Regions from separate parts of the Homo sapiens genome. Here region 1 is linked to region 2. Evidence: chromatin loops called from intact Hi-C (ENCODE). Cell type or tissue: PC-3. All regions are shown on one strand.

Region 1 (2,500 bases), 81 kb before region 2:
GATAACCAAAAACGTCCCTGGGGGGACAAAAGCACCCTCATTGAGAACCACTGCTTTAAGTGAAAAACCTAATGTAAATTTGACAATATTGTAATTACATCATTAACATTGGGAAAAGAAACTATCACCAAACTCTCAGTTGCAACATACATATTATGGATAGCAAGATAGAGCTGGGCTTCTCACATATTTCCTATATACCTTCTAGGAAATTGAAATATTACAAATATATCAAAAACTTATGATTCAAATATCACAAAACTTTTGAAATGCCATTGTCCTAGTCTGTTTGGGCTCCCATAACAAAATACCATAAAGTGAGTGGCTTAAACAACAGAAATTTATTTTCTCACAGTTCTGAAGGCTGGAGGTCCAAGATTAGGGTGCCAATAAGCTACATGGTTGGAGTCTGGTAAGGGCTCTTTTTGTAGCTGGCAGATAGTTTCCTCTTCTTTGTGTACTTACATGATCTCTTCTTGGTGAATGAGGTGGGTGTGGGGGGCACAAACAACCTCTTTAGTGTCTATTCTTATAAAGGCAATCCCATTATGAGGGCCATACTGACAGCTCATTTAACCCTAGTTACCTCCCAAAAGTCCCAGCTCCAAACAATACCACATTGGGGGTTAGTGCACCAACATACGAATTTTGGGGTGACAAACATTCGGTTCATAACAACCATTAAATTTCTAGCTTAGAAATTGCATGTTGGTTGAGACAAGAAGTAAAATATCTGTTCCTATATTCCTGGAAGAATAAGATAAATAATTGTCAATTACTTTTTAGTGTATCACATATCTTCGTTGTGTGTTCAGATTACATAAGCATTATTAACACTACTGGACATTTTTATTGATTAATTTTAAATTATGCTAGGTCTTCCACTTATGAGTTTGTGTTTTATTTACATTTATATAAAATAAAAAGAAAAAGAAAGAAATAAAAAAACTACCCAAAATATATAGGATCCAAAAACTATGTAAAATAGTATTTTTACTATTTACTAAAACACTAGTCTCGGTACTGAAAGTCTGAATGTGATTACTCTGACACACAGGGAAGGAAGAGTGACTGAGGAGTTGAGCAGGTGGGTCTGAGGGGATGCTCAGAGTGACAGAGTGATTCTGAGCAGCCATTTCATGGCAAAGTTGAATACACGTTGTGACTCATCCAGTTGTACACTGATAATTTGTATATTTTTCTTTATATACTTTACAACATAAAAAAAATTTAAGAAATGTTATGAATCACACATTTATGAATCACACATTTACTGCTTTTGCAGGAAAGATAAAGAAGACAGCCTCAACCCTCAAGCAAGTCAAAGTCTAAAGAAAGATTCAGACCTGCAAACAGATTGCACAACACAATGTGGTAAATGATAAATGACATATATGAGCAGAGTTCTTTACTAACACAGACGAGGAAATAATTAACTATGCCTGGGGAAATCAGAAAAGATTTTATGATAAGTAGCATTTGAACTGGGTCAGGAAGCATTGTAAGGGCTCATATTGCTACAAGTTAGTTACAAAAATGTAATTTAGTTTTGAAGAACAATTATAAATATAGGTTACCTGATCGTCAATCACCTTCAGGTAGCTCAATATTTATTGATTAACACTAAAAAAAATGTGAACCAGATGCAACCAAGTAAAAAAATCCTTGCCTTATTACCCAGAGTTTTATCTAAAATAGTAATAGTAAGCCTGGACATGTGTTTATGCTCCAACTGTGGATGTCTTTGTCATTGAAATGAGCTTTTCTTTTTTTTAACCATGTGACAATGAAAGGCAGAGGGCAACGAGACAATAGAAGAGATGAAACAGTAAAATGTCACATAAATGCTGATGGAGTACATTATGCAAATTGATACTATGCAAATACTTAAATGTAGTCTTAGTAATGAAGAGATATGAAAACATGAAAAAAATTCTTCAAAAATGGTTGCCAATCATCAGTGGCTGATTATGAATACAAAAAACTAACCCTTGAGGAAAAGAGCAATGGCCACATTCTCATTGATCCAAAATTTAACTGGAAGGAGATGCAGGCTCTGAGATACAGAGTCGCAGCAGCATCCATGTTAACAAGAACTGGAGTTCAAAGAGGAATTACTCTCAACCTTGTATACTGGTAAGAGGGTCTGTTTCAGGGAGTGGTGAGAAAACACATTAATTTTAATGAAATAAAAAGTTTGGCTTAGGAATTTCTGTTTTAGTGGAATTGTATTCTTGAGTACTGCTCTTCTCTGTCAAAGCCACTGTTGAATGATATGCTGGAAAAATTACTCAACCAGAAGTAAAATTTCACATTATTTAAAACCTCTATTTACTTTACTATCATTTTAATTTGGGAAATCCTCACTCTTTTTTCTTTAGCAAAACTCTCTCAAGATGGAACACTCAAATTAGTCAACTGTCAGGAGTGCTCTTGTAAGCTTCAACTCTTAAATTGTGGTTTACTCCTCACAGCCACCTAAATTTTCAGACTTTTCAGT
Region 2 (2,500 bases):
TATAATAATTCATTAAATTCTACTAATAATTTCAAAATCATTTATACAAATCTCATTGTAAACATTTAGTTTCTGATGTAAATGTTCTTAAAATGAGTAGGAAAAAATGTTATTTAATAAATGGTACTGTGACACTTGGCTTACATTGAGAAACATTTTGAGCTTCAGTTCTGACCATATAAGCACACATAGACTAAAATGTATTTTATAAAAATGCAGTTACACAAGTAGAATTTATAGGAGATTATTTCATCTCATCTTGAAAATTGACCTGTAAAGAAAAAAATAAGGATTCTTTTTGGAAAAGACATATAGATTTGTGTGTGGGTGTGTGTGTGTATATATATATATATATATATATATATATATATATATATACACACATACATATATACATATAAAAATGTCTATACACTAAAATCACCATAAACATACTAATTTTAACACTTTCAGCTCTGAAAAAATGACAGTCTTATTAATGGAGAAAATGTTCTGCCACAAGAGGAATGATGTATAAAATAAAGTGTTTAAATGTATAACTGGGCTCCCATACACACACGAAAGAAACCACAAAGAAAAGGGGGGAAATAAAAGAAAAAAGAGAATCAGAAATCTTCATATATCAGGGAAAAGGTGGGTAAATATGTTGGTGAATCTATGCCACACCTGGCTTACTAGTGTGGTAGAACAAATGCCTCGCTTAGCAATAGTTAGCGACTTGGGTTTTAGTCGCACATTTAATGTACAGGAAACAAAAGCATGGATCCATACAAAGTGAACAATTGGATTCTAGACAGCTCAATTGCTACATCATCTTCTAAAGCTTGCACTCTCACTGGAAAAAAGAATTAGAGAAAAAGTATCTGCTAACAGAGAAAAAGAAACATGACAAAAAAAACCAAAACAAACAAAAAACCACCAAGAAAAAGCTTATCTCTGCCTGGGCTGCTGGTGAAAACAAACAAAAAAAACACAAAAGCTTCCCTTGATACTTTTTCTAGAAAAGAGGTATTTTTCACTCTAAGAAATAATCATGAAAACTATTCCTGTGAGAGTCATAGTCATGCTCCTTTGACAACTGGAAGGACTCACTCATAATGCTAAGTACCGGGGATTCACACAGCTGCACAATCACCATCACTACTGAAAATAAAGCTCATGACTAAAAATGACAAATCACATGAGTAAGAAATCCACCATGAGCAAGAGTGCAAAACCAACAAATTAAAGACTGAGCAGCCCAAGAACTTGAGCTAATGTAAATATTATTCAAAATAAACTAGAAAATAAATAAGGTCTAAAAGAAAAACTGGAAGCTGTAAGAAAAGAATAGGCACTAAAGTAAAGAACATGTACATTTAAAAACAAACCAACTTGAAAATATAGAAATGAAAATAAAATAAGTGAAATGAAAAACTCTGTAGATAGCATAAACAGATATAACTGAAGAAATAATGTAAAAAATTCTATTTATATCTGTGGGAATAATTTACAACAAAGTACAAAGAAATAAAGAAATGTGAAATAAGCTAGAAAATTTAAGAGATGGTATAACATGAGGTCTATTATATTATGAATAGGAATTCTAGAAAAAGAACATAAAATCTGGGAGGAGCAATATTCAAATATATGATGGCAAAGAAATTTCTAGATTTCCTGACAGATAATGTTCAGATTCAAGAACAGTAGGCCCCAAGCAAATCACAAAATACCCCAAAGAGCCAAAGCAATCTCAAGTAAAAAGAATAAAGCTGAAGGCATCAAACTATCTGACTTTAAAATATATCGCTAGGTCATAGTAACCAAAGCAGCATGGCATTAGTACAAAAACAGACATATAGACCAATAGAACATAATAGAGAATCTAGAAATAAATGCATGTATTTGCAGCTAATAGATACTTGACAAAGGTGCCAAGAACATCCAATGGGCAAAAGACAGTCTCTTCAATAAATGGTGCTGAGAAAATTGGATATCTATATGCAGATGAATAAAACAAGACCCCTATCTCTCACCATATGCAAAAATCAACTCAAGATGGATTAAATATTTAAACATGAGACCTGAAACTGTAAAACTACTAGAAGAAAACAGGGAAAATACTTCAGAACAATGGTCTAGGCAAAGGTTTTACAGCTATGACCTCAAAAGCACAAGCAACAAGAACAAAAATAGACAAATAGGACTATATGAAACATAAAAAGCTTCTGCACACAAAAGAAACATTCAGTAGAATGAATAGGTATCCTGTTGAATGTAAGAAAATGTTTGCAAATTATTTATCCAACATGGGACTAATATCCAGAATATACAAGGAACTTGAACAACTCAACAGTACAAAAAAGTGGACACAGGACACGCATAATTTCTCAAAAGAAAACATAAAAATGGCCAACAAGTATGATATGTTTTGTCTGTGTCCCCACTGAAATCTCAATTCGAATTGTATCTCCCAGAATTCCCACGTGTCGTGGGAGGGAACCGGGGGAGGTATTTGAAT

The links. Hi-C counts contacts between places; a loop is a spot of excess contacts. Peaks named below come from ENCODE experiments on the same cell type or tissue, not always from the same donor. Only the 100,000 strongest peaks of a DNase experiment are listed, where the experiment ranks them.
Region 1: it touches region 2 in a loop (10-fold over the local background); 1 of 110 quality-filtered maps calls a loop at or near these places.

The regions. Positions count from the first base shown.
Region 1 is chr3:87,205,025-87,207,524 of GRCh38, forward strand. No RefSeq gene overlaps it. Among named protein-coding and RNA genes, the nearest start is that of MIR4795, 20 kb to the right of the region's middle. In PC-3, no CTCF peak of the experiment used is centred here; a DNase peak (open chromatin) is centred at 1,277; H3K4me3 peaks cover 972 bases; H3K27ac peaks cover 2,384 bases.
Region 2 is chr3:87,286,099-87,288,598 of GRCh38, forward strand. No RefSeq gene overlaps it. Among named protein-coding and RNA genes, the nearest start is that of POU1F1, 11 kb to the left of the region's middle. In PC-3, no CTCF peak of the experiment used is centred here; a DNase peak (open chromatin) is centred at 1,153; H3K27ac peaks cover 1,761 bases.